5 separate regions of the Mus musculus genome follow, and regions 1, 3, 4 and 5 are each linked to region 2. Evidence: chromatin loops called from intact Hi-C (ENCODE). Cell type or tissue: gastrocnemius. All regions are shown on one strand. Region 1 holds the start of Gm30561 (a long non-coding RNA gene). Region 2 overlaps Nf1 (neurofibromin 1). Region 3 holds the start of Gm30470 (a long non-coding RNA gene). Region 4 has its middle 9.2 kb from the start of Gm30561. Region 5 has its middle 3.0 kb from the start of Nf1.

What was found. A loop is a pair of places that touch in the nucleus more often than their neighbours do. Peaks named below come from ENCODE experiments on the same cell type or tissue, not always from the same donor. Only the 100,000 strongest peaks of a DNase experiment are listed, where the experiment ranks them.
Region 1: it touches region 2 in a loop (2.9-fold over the local background); 19 of 42 quality-filtered maps call a loop at or near these places.
Region 3: a loop joins it to region 2, with 14 times the contacts of the local background. A loop is called at or near these places in 20 of 42 quality-filtered maps.
Region 4: a loop joins it to region 2, with 3 times the contacts of the local background. A loop is called at or near these places in 18 of 42 quality-filtered maps.
Region 5: it touches region 2 in a loop (2.5-fold over the local background); 7 of 42 quality-filtered maps call a loop at or near these places.

Annotation. Positions count from the first base shown.
Region 1 is chr11:79,304,651-79,309,650 of GRCm38, forward strand. It overlaps Gm30561 (a long non-coding RNA gene), which reads left to right and starts at 869. Exons shown (of 5, transcript XR_880031.2): 1 at 869-1,009. In gastrocnemius, no CTCF peak of the experiment used is centred here; a DNase peak (open chromatin) is centred at 2,096; H3K4me3 peaks cover 712 bases; H3K27ac peaks cover 2,206 bases.
Region 2 is chr11:79,396,597-79,401,596 of GRCm38, forward strand. All of the region lies in intron 5 of Nf1 (neurofibromin 1), which reads left to right. Among named protein-coding and RNA genes, the nearest start is that of Nf1, 59 kb to the left of the region's middle. In gastrocnemius, no CTCF peak of the experiment used is centred here; a DNase peak (open chromatin) is centred at 1,954.
Region 3 is chr11:79,222,659-79,227,658 of GRCm38, forward strand. Gm30470 (a long non-coding RNA gene) reads left to right here and starts at 2,027. Exons shown (of 3, transcript XR_880030.1): 1 at 2,027-2,296. In gastrocnemius, no CTCF peak of the experiment used is centred here; DNase peaks (open chromatin) are centred at 2,069 and 2,411; H3K4me3 peaks cover 1,063 bases; H3K27ac peaks cover 3,073 bases.
Region 4 is chr11:79,293,783-79,298,782 of GRCm38, forward strand. No RefSeq gene overlaps it. Among named protein-coding and RNA genes, the nearest start is that of Gm30561, 9.2 kb to the right of the region's middle. In gastrocnemius, a CTCF peak has its summit at 2,638 (motif pointing left); a DNase peak (open chromatin) is centred at 2,635; H3K27ac peaks cover 526 bases.
Region 5 is chr11:79,334,404-79,339,403 of GRCm38, forward strand. No RefSeq gene overlaps it. Among named protein-coding and RNA genes, the nearest start is that of Nf1, 3.0 kb to the right of the region's middle. In gastrocnemius, a CTCF peak has its summit at 2,512 (motif pointing left); a DNase peak (open chromatin) is centred at 2,501; H3K4me3 peaks cover 801 bases; H3K27ac peaks cover 1,041 bases.

The sequences.
Region 1 (5,000 bases), 92 kb before region 2:
GAAGAAAGAAAGAAAGAAAGAAAGAAAAAAGAAAGAAAGAAAGAAAGAAAGAAAGAAAGAAAGAAAGAAAGAAACCTCAAAGCCCACCCCCAGAGACACACCTTCTCTAACAAAAACACTTCCTCCTCTAACAAGGATACACCTCCTGGCCCTTCCCAAACAGTCCACCAGCTGGGAAACATATGGGGCCTGTTGTCATTGAAACCACACAGTAAGAGTATGGATTTCAGATATTTGGGTCAAACCAAGCTCACATACTTTATGAGTGTGTAACCATGGACAAGTTCATTACATTCTTCCGTGGTCTTCCTTCCTTCCTCCCTCCCTTCCTTCCTTGCATCCTTCCTTCCTTCTTTCCTCCTTTCATTCTTCCAGTTGGGGGCCCTGAGCTTCTCACATACTAGACATCCCCTGCCCAACACTGACTATAACGTTATAGGAGACACTGTACTGCATAGCACTAACTGGTCAACACTGGTTCTTTCCTAATAACCTCACCACCTCCTTGGTTTCTCTGTGTATTCCTGGCCGTCCTGGAACTTGCTCTGTAGACCAGGCTGGCCTCTGCCTTCCCAGTGCTGGGAAGCATCACCACACCAGTTGTTTTTTAGCAGAAAAAAACAAAGCAGAAGCCACGTGAAAAACACATAGCCTAATGTGATAGCTAGCCTTCTAGATGACCTCACTTTTATAACCAGGTAGCGCGTCCGTGCCTCTCTTCAGTGTCTTCCCACTGGAGTGTTGTATAAATGACAGTGAGACTTGTCAGGCTGGGTCACAAAAGGCACCATAGTCTCCTTCTCTTCCTCTAATGGCATGCTCTCTGGGAACCCAGCTGCCATGTTGTGACATCACTTAACCCACTCCACAGAGAGGATCATGGGAGGAACCCAGGCCTCTTAGCAACAGGGATGTGAGTGTCATTTACAGGTTCTGCAACCTGGGAGAGGTGCCCTGCCAGAACCAATCTACTCATTGGCTTCTGAGTTCCTGGCTGGTGTGAACTGTGGTGAGTTTCTGGCTGGTGTGAACTGTGGTGAGCTTCTGGCTGGTGTGAACTGTGGTGGGCTTCTGGCTGGTGTGAACTGTGGTGAGCCAACAAACAAAGCGTTTCTTGCTGCTCTAGGCGGTTTAGAGTCATTTATCACAGGACATCGCATGAGTAAGGCACAATAAAGCTGTCATCACGATTGTTATGAACACTTCCTGATTTTTGCTGAAGTCCGATGTCTTGTCATGTCCCCCCTCTCTTCCACTTCCGTCTTTCCAAAGCCACATGGAAAGAACAGCCTCTCTTCCTCATGGTCAAAACTGTAACAGTTTTTGGGCAACTAATTCAACTGTCAGACACTGGTGAAGAACAGTCAGGTTGCCAAAAACTAGGGAAGCAGAGATAAAACAAGAGTCCCTGCTCAGCTATACCCTCAAAACATGGCTCCTTGTTCCAGGGCCTGTCCTGTGGGAGCCTGATTCTCCCGGAAGCAGGAGTTCCTGTGGAGGTGGGGCTGGTTCTGCTGAGAGAGAAGGAAGGTTTCTAGAAGAGGTGGAGGGAGCTGAGGCCACACGGCTGGATAGGAGCTCACTTGCACAAGCCAGCAGTAGACCCCGTGCCTGACTCAAGCCCTTTTCTTCCCCCAAACTATCCTCTCTTTTCCCCAACTTTTTCTTTTCTCCAGTATTGAGGCTTGAACCCAGGGCCTTGCACAAGCTGGGCCAGCTCTTTCCCCTTGAGCTGTGTTCTGGGCATGCTTCTTCACTGTTTATTTTGAGATAAGGTCTCACCAAGCAAGACTTTAGGCTAGTCTCAGATTTTTGATCTTCCAGCCTCAGCCTCCCAAGTATGTTCCACCACACCCGATTTCTCTAAGTTCTGAGTGTTTCTCCTCCTTCTCTCCCTCCAATGCTCCTCTTCTTCCTCCTCCTCCTACGGTTCCTCCTCCTCCTCTGTCCTCCTCCCCCTTCTTTGTAACTGTCCTCAGAGTATACCCTTTCCTGTCACATGATGGCCTTCAGACAGAGCCAGTCGTCTAGGGTGGTCTGACCGCTGCTAATGCAGAGGCAGCCCGCACCTTTCTTTTCCTGGATGCTCCGTTCAGTCCAGGCCTTCCCTGCGGCTGTTGGCACCCACACCCTCCAGCTGACTCACGCTGGTCCCCTTGGCATCTGGGCTGCTAAATTCTTTTTCACATTTGCTCCTGCACAGCTGCATCTCCCCCAGCTTTAGATTTTAGGTCCCCCACCCCACTTGGTTTTGTTTTTTCAAAAATATACCCAGATGTTCTGAAATTCAATAATTTGATCTGTGCAGGCTGCTAAACTCAACTCTGGGTTGTTGTCAGACGTGGAGGCACGCGTGGAAGCACTGAGTGCCTCCAAACAAATAAGAAATAAACTCCACTTTTGAACAGGCCCTGGAAACAGAAAGCCTCTTGTCACTCGCTCGAAGGCCATTGTGGTTAGGAGTGATTCAGACTGCCGGCGGCTCCCGCCCACCCTCAGTATCTCAGGGGCCAGTCTGGGGTCTGAAGACGCCTGCTATGAAGCAAGGGCCGGGGTGCCTCTGGCTGGCCACTTCAGGGGAGCCGAGTGTAGAGGAAGGAAATTGGAAGAGGATGTTTGTCTGGTTCCCTGTGGCTCCCACCTTCCCCTTCAGAGAGAATCAGGCCATTGTCTAGGTGAACCACTTGGCTTGTTTTCCTTCTCAAACTCCAGCTCCAGAGCAAGATTTCTCTCTGCTCTCCTTCCACGGAAAAATGACCACAGGAAGAGCCTAAGCTGCTCTTGCCAAAGGTCCAGGCTCTGATCCCTGCTCAAGTCTCTGCCTCCCCAGCACCACCACCCAGCCACGCACCGCCCCCCCACCCCCGCTCTTAACAGAAAATATAAAAGACAAGCTTAGCTTACCAGGGTCCCATCAAAATCAGCATGGATTAATTTTTGCATCATTTTTGCATTCATTTATGCATATATCCATTCACTCAGCTTGCATGTATTGAGTACCTACTGTGTGCCAGCATTGTTTTAGACACTGGTGATCTAAATAGGAAAGACACAGTCCTTGACCTCTAGAGGCTACAGTTCCGGGAGGAAGCCTGGCAGGATGAGAGGCCGCACAAACCGACATGGAAATATACAAATGTCCTTAACCCAGCCAGGGGGCTATCAGTAAAGGCTTCCCAGGAAGGGTACCTTGATTTTAAAAGTATAATAGAAGTTGGCCACAGGAAATAATGATTATTAGCACATCTTCAGTGTAGCACGCCCTGCGGTAAAATTTTACATGTGAGTGATTTCACTTGAATCATCACACACCAAGAAGGAGGGAGGCACTGTGATTATCCCAGCTTCACAAATGACTTAGAAAGGTCAGCCGGCTTACGGTTTTCAGCTGAGAACAAAGAGCAGAAGTGAGAGTTAGCACCGGGCTTTCCTGATTCTAGCCTGCTCTCATACTCAGGGCTGCCTTAGAAGTTGTGCAGGTTACACATTGCACGGCTTCAGGGCTGGACCTTTCCTTGTCAATGTGTTATACCTGGGTGTAAGCATCCAGAAAGAAAAGCCCTCCTTTGCAAAAGTAGGAGCGAAGGACTGTAATCAGGGAACCAGCTGTCCAGTGCAGCCTGGCCAGGGGCCGACCTTTCCTGAATAGGGAACCCCACTGAACCCACTGTGGTGGCTTTGCAGTGTGGAACTGGCTTGATAGCCTGGGGCAAGCTCTCAGCCAGGTGTATGTGTTTCCCATCTGAGTCATACATAAAACAAAAGGCCCCAGGTCTCTACTAAGTGTCCTTTCAATGGTCAACCTGTATTTGGCTTCCAGCAGCTGGCTGTCTAGTGACTCTGCTCACTGACCTTCTCATGACTTGGCCTGAAGGGAGACACAAATGTAGCAGGTGAGTGTCAGGAGGCCAGGGAAATGCCACAGAGGCAGGAAGTGTCTATGCTACACTGTGACAAAGTAGTTTTACCTGTGAGGAATAAGAAGATGACCCTAGGGGCAAGATGAGATTCCATCACTCAGGTGTCCAGCTGTGCATCCCGGATACCACCTGCAACCCCAGCTCTGCCTGGATGTGGAAAGGGATTGCATCACTCACTGGCTTGCTGGTCTCCAGACTCGTGCAAGCCCCTGGTTCAGAGAAGAGAGAGAGAGAGAGAGAGAGAGAGAGAGAGAGAGAGAGAGAGAGAGAGAGAGTCTCCCTTAGGAAGAGTAGGTGGAGAGTGACAAGAGGTCAGCTAATTCCCTCTTCTGCCTCCATGCATGTTATGTGCAAGTACATGTGTGCGTGCACACACACGCACACATACACACACATATACTCACACACAAAAAAAGTTAAATCTTTGAAAAGGGGAGAGAGACTGGTGAGATGATCCCATGGTTAAAAGTGTTTTCAGCAAAGCCTGAGGGCCTGACTTCTAACCCTGGAACCCAGAAATAGAATGAAGAGACTCACATGTGTCACCCCAGCACTTCTATGGCTAGATGGATGGTGGAGACTGGAGGCTCAGCAGGGAGCTCAGAGGCCAAGGAGCCTGGAATGTGCAGATTGACAGAAACAACTTCACCAAGGTGCAAGAACCAACTCCCCAAAGTTGTCTGACCTACACTCACACACACACAGACACACAGACACACCCACACATACCATAAATACATATAGACACATAAAAATAAATTTTTTTTTAGCTAGTTGCAGTTGGTGCCTGTGTCTCATTCTCCGGAAGGGAAGCTTAGGAAGAGGATGACCTTAGAGGCCAGCCTGGGCTACATAACATAGGATAACCTGGGTTACATATTAATTCTGTTAGGATTGTCTCAACACCCTCCCCGGGGGTGGGGGAAGGGATGCTTGACTGGATGTGCATTGGAGAAGCACTTACAGAAGGTTTGTGAGTTGGAGGCTAGCCCAGGGCTACATAGCAGGTTCCAGACCAACTTGGTATATAGGAAGACCCTGTCTTCAAAAGAAAAAAAAAAGTTTTTGTTTTTGTTTTTC
Region 2 (5,000 bases):
CTTGAGCTACAAGTTTTGCTTTTAATAAGGAGAATGTTATCCTTTTAGAATTTGATCCCTTAAGTGACTCTAGGTCGCAGAATCAATTTGTTTGGTTGTCCAGGTGCTTGAAGAACATGGCCTTGAGCTGCTGGAGTAGTGTATGCCTGTAATCCCAGCACATGGGCAGATGAGGAAGGAGAGTTCAAGACCAGTTTGAGCTATGTAGTGAGTTCAGTGTCATGATGGGCTATAGAGGAAGCCCTGGTCTCCAGAAAAGTAACAAACGAACAACTCCCTCCACATCAAAGGACGGAGTGAAAATCTCAAACAGTGGCTTAATTTCTGACCTGAGAGACTGAGCTTGAGTTATGTAAGCTATGAGAAGTTTTAATAGTTGTGTAATACAGTTTTCAAAATACTTAATATTACAAAACATGCTATTAAGCTGGATGTAGTTATATACACCTTTAATTCCAGCACTTGGGAGCAGGAGCAGGCAGATCTTGTGAGTTTGAGACCAGCCTGGTCTACAGAGCTCCAGAACAGCCAGGTTTCTGTAGAGAGACCCAATCTCAAAGAAACAAAAACAAAAGCAATACAGTGACAGAAAACTTTTTTCTTTTTTGCCTTTAATTTAGTACACAAATTTTACATGTGTTCATGGAATCTTGAATTCTTTGAAAGTCAGTTTTAAGAGAAAAAAGTTTATAGACATGAGTGTCTACTATTTAAAAAGTCAGAAATATCCCAGATAACCTAATGATAACCTCAAGGTCTTAGAAAAGCAAGAACAATCCAGATTCAGCAGCAGGGGACAGCTGGAAGTAACGATGGTCAGAGCAGAAATCAGTGAACTGAAGGATGAAAGAACTGTGTAGAGGGAAACAGAGAGTCGGCTCCTGGAAAGTTCAGCAGGATTGGCAAGTCCTGGCTTGTCAAGACTCCATCAAATTAGAGATGAACAAGCTGAGTTAACTACAGGTCCTAGTGAAGTGCAGAGAAGGAGGGTATATTCTAAATAGTTGGTAAACCTAGAAAAAAAATGGGTAAATTCTTAGGTCTATCAAAACTGAGTCAGTATGGTATTAACAGCCTCAATAGATGCATAGCAATCAAAGACATTGAAGCAGCTATAAGGCAATTCAAGTAGTAATAAAAGATCTCCCAACAAAGAATGCAAGAGCAGATGGAATCCACTGCCGAAGTCAAACAAAAATTTCCTTTACAGAAAAATAGCAAAGGAAGGAGTACTACCATTCTGTGAAGCCAGCAGTACAGTGATAAATACGCAACAAAAAGAAAACTTGAATTCTCAACAGAACTCCAGAAGCAAAACTCCAGAACACTGTGGTTTCCTTCCAGGGATGCAGTGTTGGTTTAACACAACATAGAATAAACCATAGAGTAAACCAGCATGTAGGTTTACGAGCAGAAATTACCCGGTAATCACAGGTGATCAGAAAAGGCCCTTGCTTCAGAAGTTCAGCATTCCTTTATAATAAAAGCTCAGCGGGCATAAATGAATGCACCAAAACATAAAAAAGGATGCATATGAATAAAACCCATAGCCAACATTATACTAATTGAGGGGAAAATAGGAGAAGTTCCTCCAAAATCTAGAATGAGATTAAGGTTCAGACTTTGTGTGGTGCAGACTTTTAATGCCAGTACTCAGAAGGCAGAAGCAGGTGGATCTCTTTGGTTTAAGCCTAGTTTGATCTAGTTCCAGGCCAGCTAAAACCATATATTGAAACACTGCATCAAAAACAACAGCAAAACAAAAACAAACAACCTAAAAGTTTCCAGTTCTCTTTTAGAACTTAGTTTAGTATGCCAAATCTTACCTAGGGCAGTAAGTCAAGAGAGAGCAACAAAAGGAATTCAGATGGGGAGCAAAAGTCCAATTTCCCCAGTGCTGAGGCAACATGTCTTGTTTCACAGCAGAACTGAGGTGGGAGCTCCCCCTGCTGGCTAGTTTTCACAGTGCAGAAGTTGTATGTGGGAGACTGGAGGAGAAAGGCATTAATGAGGATCGCACCGCAGAGATCTCTGCCACCCATAATACCAACTTGTAGGCAAGATGTACTCATTGCAGTAGTGGCACAACCATACGGAAACAACCAGATGCTCTGTGCTTGGTTTTGAAGCCTGTTCCCCAAGAGGGAGTCCATGCCTGGAACTGTGAACCTAGTTAACTTCCTATGCCTGAGGTCTTTGACCCTGGAAGGGAACTTACTGTTGTTGTTTAGTTAAATTGATAAAGCGCCAAGCTGCCTTTAAAATACTTAGGTTTATGTTCGTGAGTTAAACACTACTTTGAAAAGTATAATGAATAAGGAAAATTTAGAGTCACATGGCTGCTGAAGATACTGAGAGTAAGTAGTGGGCAAGTGCTCAGCCCTCAAAAAAAAAAAAAAAAAAAACAAAACATTCAGGCTACCTCTCTGAGGCTCAGGGAGCAGTGTAGAATGAGGAGTGGGAAGAGTAGAAGAGCTGGAAGCTAATGAGAAGAGCTGCAAAGTACTGTCATGTGGCCGTGACACAGCCAATGAAAATCATGATCTCACAGCAGCAGCAGCAGCAGCAGCAGCAATGGACCTATACAAGACTGGTCCCATCTACAGTCTTCATATATCTGAGAAGGGTCCATTTGGTCCTCCCCTTCCTTGCTGAACTATGAACTACTAATGGATTTGGGTTGGGGGAGAGCAAACAATGTTATCTTTTGTGTACCACCTGATCAGCCTATCGTTCTCTGATGAATAGTAGCAGACCCCTGGTCACACAGGTGACCCTAATTAAACTCAGTGCATCACTGAGTACAAAAATGTAATGTGTGAATAGGATTCTAGGGAGTCATAGAGGTAATAGTGAAATAAGAGGGAGAAGTTTGACAGGAGTCAGAAATAGGCTACATATATGTATGAAATTGTCAAAAGAACAAAAATAATAAAGTAATGAATAGAAATATGAGTAAATACAATTTTTGTTAAGAAAGAAAAAAATAGACTTTATACACACCCAAAAGGGGATTTATTAGAGTAACCTATAGGTGTGGCCCAGATAGTCCAGCAATGGCTGTCTCCTGACAGAAGGGCCAAGAACCAGACTGGATGTCCCAGCGGTCCTAATATTATGCTGGAGTCCTAGAGAAGTCTTAGAAAGCTACTGGTGTTCAGGATATGTTGGAATACAGAAGAAGTAGCATCAAGAGATGCCCTAAAGGATCTGCTGTACTCAAGACATGGCCTTCAGAGCAATCCAGTTAGCCGCTGGAAGTCTAGAGGGGCCACCCCTCCTAACACTGTTGTTGTTGTGATGATGATGATGATGTCTGTTGACTCTAAAGGGCACCAGGAGCCCAAAGTTTTCAGGAAGAAGTTTAAGCTTCCAGTTCAATGGAATGTATGTTATGCCTTGGGCAGAAAAGTTCTCCCCCCTTCTGGAACACAAGCTAGTAGGCCAGCAGACTTAAGGTTGTGGTATCAGAAAGTAAAAGTTTTTCCTGTAGGACTGTAGGGGTGATAGTGAGTGGAACCATTTCCATTTCTATCCCTTGATCCCTGGATTCCTGAATCCTGGCTAGGGAGAAACTGAACCATATATTAGATGCTGAAGCACATACTGCTTTCTGGAGAACCCTGCCCCAGTCTTCCAGGGTTCTGTCACCGATATCCATTGTAACTATGTCTTCCAAAGGCTATTCACACCATTCTGTCAAGTTAGCTGCTTCAGGAGGTAGGGAACATGGTAAGACCAGTGAATTCCGTGAGCATTAGCCCACTATTATATTTATTTGCCTGTGAAGTGAGTTACTTGGTTAGAAGCAGTTCTGTGTGGAATATCATGATGATGGATAAGACATTCTGTAAGTTCATGGATGATAGTTTTGGCAGAAGGAAAAGCAAATCTATAACCAGAGTAAGTATTCTAGTAAGGACTAAGAGTTGCCCTTTCTATGGAAGAACTGGTCCAGTGTTGTCAGACTGCCACTAAGTCTCTGGCTGGTCACCTGGGAGAATGGTGCCATATCTGGGGCTCAGAATTGGGTCTCTGCTCCTGGCAGGTCTGGCACTCAGCAGCTGCTATAACCAGAACAGCCTTGGTGACTGGAAGTCCATGTTGTCAAGCCCATGTATAACGTTCTTTTTTGCCAACATGGCCACTTTGTTCATGGGCCCATTGGACAGTAACAGAGATGGCTGGGGAAAGAGGCTGACTGTGTACAGAATGGGTCATCCTTTCTACTTCATTATTGAATAACCCCTCTGCAAAAGTCACCTTTTGATGAACATTTATATGGGCCACAAGTATCTTTACATCATTTGTCCATTTGGAGAGATTTGTCCCCATCTTCCCTAGTTAACCTTTCTCACTAACTTTCCATTCATGCTCCTAAGTCCCTAACCATCCTGCCAATCTGTTGGCTTCAGCCCATGAGTTCAAAAACAGTCACATCTGGCCATTTCTCATTCCAAGCAGAATTTACAACCATGTGACCTGCCCAAAGTTTGCTTTACAATGAAGATTTCTCTTCACTGGCATTTTTTATGGTTGTTCTGTAAAGAGGTTATAATGCAGCAGCTTTCCACACCTGGGTGGTGCCTGCATAGTGTGCAGAACCATCAGGAAACCTTGGTCTCCAAACTTTTCTTTTCTCAGTCAGTTGATTCTAGGAAACACCCCATGAGATCATAGGTACATGCTTGTTAGGAAAAGACACTTTAACAGAAGTAGAAAACAAGCACTTGGACAACTTCTTCATATATCTTGCTCAGGACCTACTGGAGCCTGATCACAATATATTCTACTTTCATTTGATAATGGTTTGCTGTTATGTTCATCCTACTTCATGGCTTGGTATTATGGCTGGTAAAACCAAATACTACTCAGCTCATGATAGGTAGCTCAGATAGCATAGTAACTTGGTGGCCCATTCAATAGCAGGCAAAGAGCTGTCTCTTAATGGGAGAATGGTTGTCTGCAGATGGCAATAGATCCATGTTCTAAAATCCCAA
Region 3 (5,000 bases), 170 kb before region 2:
TGCTGTTTAAATAGAAGGCAACAACTATGATGACTAAGCAGTCTCTGGTTCAGATCTGGCAAAGCCATCCGATTCCAGGATCCCACCATTTCCTTCTCCTAACATACAGTTCCTAGGGGGTATGCCTGTCCCCTGGATGCCATTTAACAGTCCAGATAGCCACAGTGAGGGGCAGGTGTCCCCTGGGATAACTTCATTCCTCCCAGACCGGCTGACTAAGTCTGACCCTTGTCTGTCTTTCACATCTATGGTCTCCATTCATCGCGCTTGGACACCTTGACTGGGCCTGGAGGCTCAGCTCCACCCTGACCCTGCAGTCTTCGCCCAGCACTTCCAGAGGTGTTCGTTTTCTTTTTTTCTTTTCTTTTTTTTTTTTTTGTGTGTTTTGTTTTTTGTTTTTTGTTTTTCAAGACAGGGTTTCTCTGTATAGCCCTGGCTGTCCTGGAACTTACTCTGTAGACCAGGCTGGCCTTGAACTCAGAAATCCACCTGCCTCTGCCTCCCAAGTGCTGGGATTAAAGGCGTGCACCACCACTGCCCAGCAGGTGTTCATTTTCTAACCACTGTGTACTGTATGATCTGAGCGTTAATATTACTAATTGATTGGAATGGCTAGCGAGATGGCTCAAGGTGTAGAGGCCCCTGACATGCAAACCTGGTGACGACATAAAGTCAGAAAGAGTCAACTCTACAGAGTTGTCCTCTGACCTTTACATAGGCACCATAGCACATGCCTACTATGATGGCTGAAGGGAAGTTTTAAGTTTAGATTACTGTAATAAGAGATCTATAAAACAAAAATGCCTTTAACCTGTAAGCCCCACTTGCCCAAGATATACTTCCTGGAATGCTGGGAACTGCTGTACATGCGAAATAACAAGTCACATGTTTTTACTTCTATAAACAAGCTTGGTTGCATCAACCACACAAGATGTGCTTGATCACATGTAGGTGGGCGGGACATAGACAGGAAGTATGCCAGGATGTGTGCTTGTCCCTGATTGGGTGACGGCAGGAAGTATGTGGCCTTGTAGCTTTTGCTTTAGTAAGGCCTTTGACGAACACAACCAGTGACCAAATGGGAATCCCGGATACGGACCTGGCTAATGTCCATCATCCAGGCCAGCATGTAATGAAGCTTGCTTCACACTTGGCTCAAAAATGGTGATAATGGCCCCAACACACACACCACATAACTTCCTACACAGTCTATACCTCCCCCCACAACTTTACATTCACAAATAATAAAGAGTTTAAAGTAATTAAAATTGGAATAAAAGAATTTGTGCTTCAGTTGAGAAAGACATAGAAGGCTTCTGTGACAACCTCTCCCTTCCCCCCCCAAAAGAAACAGTCTCGACAGGAAACCAGGGAAGAGAACTCTCAAAAATTGTCGTAAGGGGGCTGAAGTGGCGCTCTCCACAGCTGATGGCTTCTGGCGGTGTGGGGAAGGACTCCATTTTCTTTAAGGGGCTATCCACTGGAAGTTAGACCATGCTCCAGTGAGGATATGGACAACACAATGGACTTAGTATTTTTTTTCTCTTTTTTTTCTTTCTTTTTCTCCTCCTCCTCCTTCCGGTAAGATACCAGGGTGGGAGCAATGGGCCTGAGAGGACTGGGAAGCATGTGCTTGGAGTGCGTTATGTGAAATTCCCAGATAATCAATAAAAATATTATACTGGTGGGGTGAGGAGCAAACCCGTGCTTGCCTTTGCCAGCTATCAAGGGCAATGGAGGGACTTGGGAAATGACTGCCAACGAGATCATCATAGCTTGTGGGGGTTTGTTTTGTGTTTTGTTTTTTTGTAATTCAAATTCTGACAAGCTGAAAAAACATAAAAGTGTGTCCATCCATCCAAGTTTTTAAAGTAGCACACTCACACCAGCTAGTGGCACACTCAACGTTGGGGATCATCTTGGGACCCGCTTCCTAAGCCCTGTAAGCTTCCCCATGGCCACTAGGGGGCAGTGCTGCACGGAGTCCCGCTTCCAGCTACCCTAAAAAGGCCCCTTTCCCCTCCAGCTGAATGTAGCTGGGCGAGTCTGGAAGGCCTCTGTCCCAGGCGGCAGCAGAGAAGCTCCTGACTCACCACGGATGCTGGCTCTGGACCCACTGCTGCCCCCGGGGCTTGGCAGGTTGCACTGGAAAAACTGGGTCAGGCATGTGGCCTAGTTTGCTGGTTCGCAGCACAGGCCAGGGATGAACCTGGGAGTGTGAAGGGCGTCTCACTTTACTCCCTGGCTCAATCAAGTGACAGATGTCTGAGGAGTCCCTACTAAGTGCCAGGCCTAGGTGAGTAAGGGGACATACAGACAACCAATTGCGAATGCACTTTTAAAGCCCAGGTCACAAGAGTTCGCTCGGTGTCATCTCAGGATCCCCCGGCTGGGCTGCCTGGGCAGGTCACCAAGTCAACAGTCTTCCGTTCAGATCCGCAGTTTGACTGCCCAGTGTGGAAGGCGGGTCCTGACGCAGCTTCCTGTTTCTTGTCCAGCTGAATCCTACCTCTTTGACACTCTGGGGCAGAGCTTTCCCAACAGAAGGTTGTTTGAGCAGACCAGAAAAGGCAAGAACTTCCAAGTCAGTCAGACAGACAGACAGACAGACAGACAGACAGACATCTCCTGCTTTCTTAGGCTAGGGAGGGTCAGGTGTGTTTATAAGAAAAGACACTTGAGACTTTTCCAGACAAAGAAATTATAGAAAAAAAGAATTTACTGAATGTGATGGCTAACCTTAGCTGTGAACTTAACTATATCTAAAATCAACTAAACCTCAAGCAACTAGGCATGCCTGTATGGGGGGTTTTCTTGATCAATCACTTAAGATAGGGAAACACACCCTAAATTTGGACCAGCACCGGATTGGAACTGCAGCCTGGCAGACAACTATAGGATTCTTAGCCTTTCCACTGTGAGACTGCCATTGTTGAACTCTCCAGAGCACAGCCTGTGAGCCACTCTAATAAATCATATATAACTACGGGATTCCTAAAGAGATGCTGGTCTTCCACTGGAATCCCAAAGGAGTAAGTTCTAATACCAGGGGCTTCCTCAGCTGCAGGCTAGATGAGCTTGTCAAAGAAAGTGAGGACAAGCAGCCCCACAGCAAGTTTCCTTCTTCTTCATCCCAGAAGATGTGGCCCAAATAGCTGTTGTCACTCTGGGTGGTCTAACATCCACGTGTTCTGCTCCTGGGCACTGGCCTCTCCCTGAAAGCTCTGTGACCCGAGCCTGCTGCTACCTCCTCTCCACTCGGTTCCTCTGCAGTCACAGTCACTGTCTCCCCACAGCCCTTGCTGTCTCTGTGAAGAACATCACAGGGAGGCAAGAGAAGACCTTTGGGAGAAACCTTTGCTGGGCCTTATGCCGCAGTACCACAAGACAGCACAGGACAGCCTCTCCAGCTGGTCAGCAGAGGCTGCGGTTCTAGAAGCCTCTCTCAGATACTGTGCGACTTGCTTCTGCTGCATAGGAAGCTGGGGTGAGGTCATGGCACATTGTAATCAGTTTCATGGGTTTTTGTTTTCTTTTAGACGAGCTGGACTAGGCTGCTGGGGTGGGACGTGCATGATGCGGTCACTACTGCCTGGTACCATCCACAGCTCCGTTCCATGAGTTCTCTCTTTCTTTTTTTTTTTTTAAGATTTATTTATTTATTATATGTAAGTGCACAGTAGCTGTCTTCAGACACTCCAGAAGAGGGAGTCAGATCTCATTACAGATGGTTGTGAGCCACCATGTGGTTGCTGGGATTTGAACTCTGGACCTTTGGAAGAGCAGTCGGGTGCTCTTACCCACTGAGCCATCTCACCAGCCCCTCTCTTTCTTTTTTTATATTTGTATTGACTCATGCACTTATTTTTGTGCATGTGTGTGTATGATGAGTGTGTATATATTCACGTGTATGTGAGGACAGGTTTGTGACTGCCACAGAACACTCTGAGGATCAGAGGACAGCCTTGGGCATTGGTCCTCTCTTTCCTCCTTGGTTTGAGGCAGGGTGTCTGTTCCCAAGCTGGCTGGCCCTCAAGCTTCTACAAGACTCTCCTGTCTCTGCCTCCCACCTCACCACATGTAGTGAGAACTTTGATTTCTTTAAAACACAGAAATGGTAGGTGAATATGTTTTTGTTAATCCCAGGTGTGGGATATGGGGCTGCTTCAGACTGTCCGCAGCAGCTAACCATGATTTGTCTCGTGCTCTGGCAGGGGCATGATTTTGCCACCTTAAGATAGTTTTTTGGGGGCTGGAGAGATGGCTCAGTGGTTAAGAACACTGGTTACTCTTCCAGAGGTCTTGAGTTCAATTCAGCAACCACATGGTGGCTCACAACCATCCGTAATAAGATCTGACACCCTCTTCTGGAGACATCTACTGTGTACTTAGATATAGCAACCAGAGCAAGCGGGGCAAAAAACAAACAAACAAACAAAACCAGACTGGCCAAACAACTGGCTGTGCCTCTTTCTGACCCCTTAGGACTTTCCCTTCCCCTCTGGCCACTTCTTTCCTGACTTGGCTTTTTCAGACAATCCTCACAATTTGAGTCATATCTGCCAATCATCTGGACTACTACCGCTGCTGCTGCTATTACTACTACTACTACTGCTACTACTACTACTACTACTACTACTACTACTACTACTACTATTCTCACAGTGACAGACCTCCTTAGCCCCACTCTTGTCCTGTTCTGCCCCAGCCAGCACTCCCATCTAGCTGTTCCCTCATCTGACCCACCTGCTCAAGTCTGAGGCTAGCCCCTCCTAGTTGTGGTCAGGGCCTGGCACCTGTGAAGTACCTCAGCTCACAGCCACTTGCTTACTGTATAGACCAGACTGACTCACAGAGATCCACCTGCCTCTGCCTTCTGAGTGCTGGTACTACAAGTGCGCACCGCCAAGCCCAGTTTATGGGATGCTGAGGATACTAGAGCTTCATGCATTCTATTGAGCTCCAGTTTCGGCCCTGAACTTGCTTTCACACATTTTGGT
Region 4 (5,000 bases), 100 kb before region 2:
GCTGAGATCCTAGGGATGTGCCGCCACACCCACCTGCCATCTCTTTCATCTTAGGTTTTGAGTGTGCATCTTGGGAGGTTCCTAAGGAATAGCAGGTCTTGTCTCTGTCCTGTCCTTGTTGGACTTTTATGCTGTTACAGCCAGGAGATGGGTGCCACACCAGATGTGGGTGTTTGGGAACTCATTGCCTCTTTGTCTGGCAGTGTGCATATTTCTTTATGGAAGCCCAGCATGTTGCAGCTTCTCTCTCCTGCCCGCCACATATAGCTGCTTGTTGTTTTGGCTCCTCCCACAACCTAGTCCACTAGTCTGGTAAAGCATAAACCTTGCCCTGGAGGAGCTGTCACAGCATGGGGAAGAGTGCAGTAATGACAGAGAGCAGAGTCTTAATTAGGGTTTTTATTGCTGCAATAAAACATCATGACCAAGGAAACCTGGGAGGAAAGGGTTGATTCAGCTTGCACTTCCTGAAGGCAGCTGCAGATGCAGAGACCCTGCAGAATACTCCTTATGGGTTTGCTCTGCATGGCTTGCTCAGTCTGCTTTCTTATAGAACCCAGGAACACCAGCTCAGGGATGATACCACCTATCAATCTCTAATTAAGAAAATGTCCCAGAGGCATGATCTACAGCCTGATCTGGGTTTTTTTGTTTGGTTGGTTGGTTTTTGGTTTTCAAGATCTCTCTGTGTAGCCTTGGCTGACCTCAAACTAAGAGATCCACTTGCCTCTACCTCATGAGTGCTGGAACTAAATGTGTGTAGCACCACTACAAAGCCAGCCTGAAGTTATAGAGACATTTCTTTTTTTTTTTTCTTTTCTTTTCTTTTTTTTTTTTTTTTTTTTTTTTTTTTTTGAGACAGGGTTTCTTTGTGTAGCCTTGGCTGTCCTGGAACTCACTCTGTAGACCAGGCTGGCCTTGAACTCAGAGATCCGCCTGCCTCTGCCTCCCAAGTGCTGGGATTAAAGGCGTGCGCCACCACACCCGGCAATATAGAGACATTTCTGAAGGCCCCCTCTTCTCTGTGTCAAGTTGACATAAACCAGAAAAAGTGGCTAGACAAAACACACTGAGAGGTCAAAAGTGAATCCCTGAGATGAACAATCTTCTGAGGAGTAGGCAACTCAGTACAACAGCAGAACTGATGGCTGGCTCCTACCGTGGTCCTCTGTCTCTGTCTCTCTCTGTCTCTCTCTCTCTCTCTGTCTCTCTCTCTTTCTTTCTCTCTCTGTTTTATTTTTTGAAACGGGGTCAAATTCCTGATCTTCTCCAGTGCTGGAATTACGGGCATGAACCATCTGTTTTATCGTGTTGGGTTTTTTTTTTTTAATATAAGATTTATCTTATGTGTGTGGATGTTTTGCCTGAATGCATGTTTGTACAACGCAACACATCCATGCCTGATCCCCACAAAGGACAGAAGGGGGCTCCAGATCCCCTGAAACTGGAGCTACAGATGGTTGTGAGCCACCATGTGAGTGCTAAGAATCAAACCTTGGTCCTCTGAGCATCTCTCCGGCCCCTGTCTTGTTCTTTTAAATAGTGGAGAGGTGTTTCCTTTCTATGTCTGTGCCATTATCAATAGCAATACTTGTTTTCCCTCTAGAGACAGGGTCTTTTCTTTTTTCTTTTCTTTCTTCCTTTTTTTTTTTGTTTTGTTTGTTTGTTTTGGTTTTTCAAGACAGAGTTTCTCTGTATAGCCCTGGATGTCCTGGAACTCACTTTGTAGACCAGGCTGGCCTCTAACTCAGAAATCCGCCTGCCTCTGCCTCCCGAGTGCTGGGATTAAAGGCCTGTGCCACCACTGCCTGGCTGTAGCTCTGCTTGGCATGATATTCAATATGCACCCCAGGCTAATCATAAATATGTAGTTACCTTCCTGTTTTAGCCCCAAAGTGTTGGGACTCCACTGCAAACCATCACCATCACATATAGCCTTTCAAACTTTTTAAAATGAAAATGGGAGAGAGAGAAATATTAGCTATACCCCAGCTTGAGAAGAATTTTGCTGAGGTAAATATTTTTTTAAATGGTAAATTGGGAGCTGTAGAGATAGCTCAGAGGTTAAGAGTATTTGCTACTCTTACAGAGTACCTGAGTTCAGTTCTCAACACCTGGAGCCACCTGTAACTACTGGGAAGGCAGAGGCAGGCAGATTCTGTGAGTTCAAGGCCAGCCTGGTTCGTAGCAAGTTCCAGTACAGTTAGAGCTACTTAGTGAGACCCTGTCCCCACAAAACAAAAACAGGTGGGGCATGGGGCTGTTTTAATCCCAGTACTAAGGAGGCTGAACCAGGAGGATCACCCTTTCCAGACAAGCCTGGGCTCCTTCCATAGGGAGAACCTGCCTTAAAATGTAAAAACCAACAAAAAGGTTTGGTAGACAAGACTCTGTCTGCTGTGTTAAGTCTCTTTATTTACACTCACCCTGAGTATAAAACCACCCCACATGTCACCTGCTACCAAGCAATTTCCTTCGCCCATCAGGGGAGTAAAGGTTTTATGTTTGACAAATAAGGTAAAAAGCACACAGTACAAGGCTAAGCAAAGGAACAGGAAAAACAGCCCCAGAATACTACATATCAGGAAGAAAGTTGATCTGAGCTTTAAGGGACTTCTCCTGACCTCTGCTGGCAATGTTTGGTATTGCACTGCCTGAGTGGTTTGTTTGTTTGTTTGTTTGTTTTGTTGTTGTTGGTGGTGGTGGTTTTGTTTTGTTTTTTGTTTTTTCAAAGTAACCTGCAAATTCAGAATTTTATTTATTTGTTTAATTTTTTTCTTAGACAGGATCTCCTGTACCTCTTGACTAGCCTTAAACTGTGTAGCTAAGAATGACATGAGCCAGCCGGGTGTGGTGGCACATGCCTTTAATCCCAGCACTTGGGAGGCAGAGGCAGGCGGATTTCTGAGTTCGAGGCCAGCCTGGTCTACAGAGTGAGTTCCAGGACAGCCAGGGCTATACAGAGAAACCCTGTCTCGAAAAACAAAACAAAACAAACAAACAAAAAGAATGACATGAGCTTTCTGATCCTCTTCTTGGTCTCCCAAGTTCTGGGATTATAGGTTTGTGTCATCATGCCTGACTTTCTGTGCTACTGGGGAATCAAACCCCAGCAAGCCAGTAAGCTCACTACAACTGAGCTACCTCCAGGCCCAAAGTCAGAATTTTAGAGTTGAGGTTTATGGACCAGGGGGGTCTAAATCTCTCTTTTTAGGGATGAGGAAAGGGTGGTTCAGGGTTTGTTCAGAAGAGGTTGTTTTGTGGTCCTAGAGGTTGAAGACAGGCCTTGCTTATGCTGGGTTAGTGCTGGGCCCCACACACGCACAAACACACACACACACACACATACACACACGAAAGGAAAGAGGGAGAGAGGGAGGGAGGAAAGGTGGATAGGAAGAAATGTTGGCAGTGGGGAGAGGGGGAAGGAAGGAGGGAAGGAGGGAGCTGGGAGTGCTGGAGAGCTGTCTTAGTGGTTAAAAGTGCTTATGTAAACAGCTGAGTCTTGGCTGACCACATAATACTGCAGAGTAGAGATATCTTCAGAGCTTTTCATTTGATTGATGTGTGTGCACTCATGCGAGAAGGCACGCTCACTGCATGTACATGTGGGGTCAGAGGGTTGTGATCGGGAGTTTTGGGTTTTTTTATTTGTTTTGTTTTTGTTGTTTTTTTCTTTTTAGATTTATTTACTATATTTAAGTACACTGTAGCTGTCTTCGGACACTCCAGAAAAGGGCATCAGATCTCATTATGGATGGTTGTGAGCCACCATGTGGTTGCTGGGATTTGAACTCAGGACCTTCGGAAGAGTAGACAGTGCTCTCAACTGCTCAACTGCTGAGCCATCTCTCCAGCCTGTTTCTGTTTTTTTTTTTTTTTTTTTTTTTCAAAACAGGGTTTCACTTTATATCCCCAGCTGTTCCAGAACTTGCTCTGAAGACCAGGATGGCCTTGAACTCACAGAGATCTGCCTGCCTCTGCCTCCCAAGAGCTGGGATTAAAGGCATTTGTTATTACACTGGACAAATAATATGATGTTCTTAATTGATATTTATCTTATTTGCTTATTATTTTTCATTTTTATAATTTTGACATTCAACAGTTAGTTCTCATCCTCATTGACTGTCTATAAATTTTTTAAAAAAATTTTTTTTTTGGTTTTTTGTTTGTTTGGTTGGTTGGTTTTGGTTTTTCGAGACAGGGTTTCTCTGCATAGCTCTGGCTGTCCTGAACTCACTTTGTAGACCAGGATTCTGAACTCAGAAATCCGCCTGCGTCTGCCTCCCGAGTGCTGGGATTAATTTTTTTTTAAAGATTTATTTATTATTACATCTAAGTACACTGTAGCTGTCTTCAGACACACCAGAAGAGGGTGTCAGATGTTGTTATGGATTGTTGTGAGACACCATGTGGTTGCTGGGATTTGAACTCAGAACCTTTGGAAGTGCAGTCAGTGCTCTTAACCTCTGAGCCATCTCTCCAGCCCCATTTTTTCTTGTGTGTGTGTGTGTGCGCGCGCACGCGCGCACACATCTGCTTGTCTGTGTGCACAATGTAATTTTAGTCGCCCTTGGAAGCCAAAAGAAGGTGCTGGGTTCCTTGGAACCACAGTTTTACCCAACATGGCTGCTGGAAGCTGAACCCGAGTCCTTGTTAAGATCAGCAAGCACTCTCAACCACTGAGCCATCTCTCCAGCCTGTCTGTCTATTTTTGAACATAATAACAGGGACATAGGTCACACAAGCAGAGCTTGTTTGGTGACACATCCTCATTGTGCTTTGTGGACAAGCACCTCATTCCTTTGCTACAAACAGATTTGTTGAGCCTCGTATGGGCATCCACATCTGAGTCCCCATCTCCTTTAAGCTTAATTTCTTGGTCTTCTTGACTGCTTCCTGAAGCCCTTCCCAAGGATGCCCTTGTGAATGGTGATGGTGTGTGTGTGTTATGGGTCACCTCCTTGTTGAGAGAGAACTACAGTTCTTTCTCTTGACAC
Region 5 (5,000 bases), 62 kb before region 2:
CAGCGGGTTAGTTTTGAAAATGTACGCTTTTTTGGTTGGGATGATCAGGAACAGGTTCAGGGGCCTCCACCCGACCTTTCCCACTATGACAGCTTTTGTCCCACAGGCCAAAACTGTTGCTGTAGAGTTGGTGACTCTATCAGCAACTAAATATGTTCACTTCTACAGCCAGGAGGACCAGTGGGCACTTGGTTTCATTGACTCGCTAGGAATACAGTCTTCTTAAACAGTGTGGAAATTGACTTGGATCAAGAAATGGGGCAAGCGATTGTTTACCAGAAGGGAGTTTCTCTCAGTCTCTTCCTCCTCTATCTGTGGGTTTTAAAAATTATGTAGTGGAACTGATTGGTTGCCCACTTATATTTCTACCAGTGTTCTATTAACTATGTGCATAGCTCTCTGGGAGTCTGGCTCACTCTAATCTTGACATCTAAAACAACACTACTTAATCTGGAATACTGTGATGCCTACTGCTCCTAACTCAAATACTGTCTATCAGCAGCCCTGGCCTACAGAGAACCCCTCTTGCCAGCTTGTGAAAGAAGGCAGAACACCACCAGCTGGAGAGGTGGGTACATTTTATGCCTACTGTAGCATCCCGCTCTTCTGAGTCTTTTTTTTCCCCTTTCCTTCTTTCTTTCTTTCTTTCTTTCTTTCTTTCTTTCTTCTGAGTCTTGTAGTTAGCTTCAGCTGTTTTCATACTTGCTTATGTATTCAGGCTGCCAGCAACTCACAATCCTCCTGCCTGAGCATCTGAGTGCTGGCAGTACATGTGGCTGCTTCCCTGTGACTATGTCTCTTATTCCGTTGTTTTTCTATTTCGTGAGTCCAGGCCATTGCTTTCTCTAAGTTTCCTAGAACCATCCTAGTAACCCATTAGCATCATTTCCTGGAGGCCTGGCCAGGATGTAGATCCCACAGTACAGGGATGTTCTTACATCAATAAACTCTGCTTTGCTTAGCATTATGTTTTCTCTTCCTCCCTCCTTTCCCAAAGCAATCTGGGGACCTGATCCCATGCTCTCCTAGCTTCTACGCATGCGCGCGTGCACACACACACAGGGACACACATGCACATACACACACACAAACAAACGGCTGGCTCTATCTTCAATATACACATTGCCTTTCCTCCATTAGTGGTTCTAACATTTCCTTGGTGGGGTTATTTTGTGGCTTGACCTTAGTTATTAGTCTGGTAGGCAGGTGAAAAGGGGTTGGTAGATTCTGAGGGCTTGTTTGGTCTTGCAAGGTAGATATACTTATGGGTGAGAGATGATGAGGCAATAAATTGCCCTTAATGCAGCTTTTGAGTCCTCAAGGTGATATGGATTTCTGAGGGTTGTAAATGCGTGGAGAAAGATGACCTGCCACACATGGCCTAGTACTTTCCCCAACTGCTAGTCCAGACCTTGGTTCAGCAGACTTGCCAGACCTGAGAATCACTTTGGAGTTCCACTGCTCTTATAATTAAGCCGTAGTCTGTACTCAGCTTTGACTTTTATCCTTAGTCTTTGGTAATTAATCGTTCTCAGACTTTCATTGTCTTTCTCCATGGTATAGATTTACTGCATCCACAGTTACATAAGTTCATCCTCATGTGTTGCTGTCCTGAGACAGGGTCTCACTAACTCAGGTTGGTCTTGAACTTGCCACTGTCTTACCTTCATCTTCCAATTACAAAGGTTACAGGTATATGCCCTATTCCTGTCCTTAAATTACCAATTCCCTTACATTAAAAAAAGAAGAAGAAAGCCTGCTAGATTGAACCTACTGGTACACTCTTCTATTTGTATTATATTCCAACCTTCTTCTTAAAAAGGCTTTAATTTATGTGTATGCATGTGTGTCTGTGCATGTCAAGGCCCACAAGGCTGTGAGGTCCTCACTGCCAGCTACTCATAGGCTAATTCAGCTCCACTATATCAGGCTCCCTTCATGGCACTTGGTGTTCTTGGGAATCAACATTGTGCAGTACAGAGGGAGTAGTATTGAGGAGAAATAGAAGCAGAATAAAATGTAGTCACAGATAAAGCTCCAGCCAGTCATTTTCTTGGGAGCTGACCTGATCAGGGGAGCTCTGGAGCCAAGAAAGCCTTCAGAGTGGATCTGTCCTGAACTTAACATCTAGTCTGAAAAGGCTCTCCTGGAAGTGCTGTCATGTGTCATGCAGAAGCTCTCCTCAGCAGAGGGCAATTCTGGAGCAGGCTTCAGCTGAGGGCTACTGGCACTGGCCATTAACCCTCCCAGCGGCTAGGAAACAAGTGTCTTAGTTCAAAAGAGCCTGTATTCTTTGGTATGTAGGGATAGAGGGATGGGGAGCTGCTGTAGAGGTGGGGAGAGGGTAGAATTAATACCTTGAGACTTTGGACATGATCCTTGAGGGGTTGGGGAGATGGCTCAGTGGTTAAGAGCACTGGCCGCTCCTCAGAGGATCTGGGTTTGATTCCCAGCACCCATAGTGTGGCTTATAATTGTCTGTACCTCCTGTTCCAGGGGATCTGGTGCCCTCTTCTGGCCCTCTCAGGCACTGCACATACACGGTGCTTAGATACACACAAGCAAAACAGTTATACAAACAAATAAAATAAAAGACTTGAAGAACAATTGACAGTTTTTATCTAATGAAGAGGGGGGATGAATGAGGGCGATATACATTCAAACTGTACATAATCTCTAATTCATAATCTCATAAACACATAATCTCTAATACCATTTACAGCGCAGAAGAAAGGAAGTTAGGATATAAGCCAATCTTTACTCAGAAGTGTATGCCTTTTGCCAACGAGACTACAGCTAGTCCACTCAGTTTCTACAAGCTAAACTCAGACAGCTAACTTACTTTGGCTGCACAAAATTGAGAAATGTGATTGGCTGTCACAGTGTAAAAATTAGAGACATCTATACATAAGTTTGGATTTCTAGCTTCTCTTAAGTAACTGGAAGTTCTAGCAACATGAGGTCAACATCCCTGCATGGCAGGAATTGTCCGGAGCTGAGTGATATCTGCCCTTTAAACATGGGTGGGCATGGGCAGGGACACTCCTTAGTTAACCAGGTCTTCCTTTCCATGATGACTTGGTTTAGACTCCCTGTCACACCACTATGCATGGCTTAGCAAAGTTTACGGTGTGGAATGGGCTGATGGATACTTAATATTGGTTTACAAGAACTGACTGAGTTCATTAGAGAGGAGGCTGGGTGAAGGCTAGAACCTCCATTGGCAATGAGAGGCTTGGGGTGAAGGGGGAAAAAATAGGACTTTGTACACAGGCGCACAGTCAGATGAATTAATGCTCCAGTGGCTGGAGCCTGAGCAAAGAAAGGAGAGCAAGAAGCCAGCAGTGAAGGTTAGAGAGACAACCAGGAAGGAGCCAGTCAAGGGGAGGAATGAGACAGAGGCTATTTAGTAATGGAATGGTGATGGTGTGTGTGTGTGTGGGGGGGGGCAGGGCTCAGCCACATCTAAGTTTCAAAGATAAAGATGGAATGCCAGGGCAAAGAGGAGCTAATCAGGGGTTTCAGAGCCGGTGTGAGAAAGGGAAAGGGAGGTAGTGGTTCTAGCTGTTTAGCAGTGAAGTAGACACGTTGGGATGCTATTTGGGGCGATGTGCTGTGAGTAAGGACTTTTTCCAGGGTCCTGGATGCAGAAAGCACCAAAGGCCCTTTAATCTTCTCTCATTTCTCTTCAGCACTCCCATCACCGCTGACGTCATCTAAAGAAACCAGTATCCATGTTGCAGCTTTCAAGAAGGGATCGTAGAAACAGCCAATCTCTGTCCTTTTGTTTCAGTGGAATGAAACATTAACTTAATTTGCATCTTGGAAGATCACTAACCTACCTAGACTTGAGACTTCTTTTACAGCTATACCACTTTGTCCGTGGGCTACTAGCTCTGTGGATTTTCTGTGGTGAAATGAAAATTGTGGTTTTGTTTCATCTTATCACCCAGTTGGTATCTTCCTATGTGGCTAATGGTTGATGGCTGCAGGCTGTTGTCTGAGTGCGCGTCCACACTTTTGTTTTTGAGACAAGGCCACACTATGGAGCAGTGGTTGACTCAGGAGGATTTGCTTGCCTCTAATGAAAGCGAGCATCTCCACATCCTGCTTCTAAACACATTTTAACACTGACTTAATTCAAGTGCATTGAAGAAAACTCATTTCAAAGTCCAGTGTCAGAGCGCCTTTCCCTCCCCATCCGATGAGTAGAGAGCTTCACCCTGTAGCTCTGCTTGGCCTGGAAATCCCCAAGTAGAACAGGCTAGCCCCGAGCAAACTATCTTTTGGGTTTATCCTCTTTTGTAAGTGTGCACAGCCAATTCCACACAAGTCCTTCAAACTCTGGTTCTGGGCATTGGGAAGGCCCTTGTTTCTGGAGAGCCATCCTTCTCGATTTGTTCTTAGAGTCAAACCATTTTGGTACTTATCAGCCCTTGGGCATGTATCCTGGAACCTCCAGTGCTCTGTTCATCAGATAGGTCAGGCTACTGAGTCCTACTGGAAAGGTTTGTTCGAAAGGCTGAAATGCATAAATGTTAGGCCTTTTAAAGGTCTTTACAGTATGGTGAACTAGTCTTCAATCTGAATTATCATCCGTGCAAAAAGTTTTATTAACTTGGTTGTCCGTCAGTTTAGTTGAGGAATTTCGGATTGGGGAATTCTAGTCTCCAACTTGGATCACCACTGGGCCTTGCTTTGGAATTTAAGCGACATTAAAAAGAAAAAAATCACGGAATCTCTCTTGGCCTTCTTTTTACCCGTTTTCAGCAGCCTTCAGAAGCCCCATCGACTGCGTGGCGGTGTGTGCCTTACATTTTTAAGTGAAGAAAGCGGAGAGAGACTGACTCCAGCCTCCGGGACAGATCAGCGACAGAGATCAGCGGTCGGAGAGAAAGCCTAGCCTCAGGACACCCTAACTTCTAACCCCGGGAGCGATCCAAGCCCGGAGGCCAGCGGGGGAAGGGCTGTTCGAGGCGGCGGTGGCAATGACAGCCTAC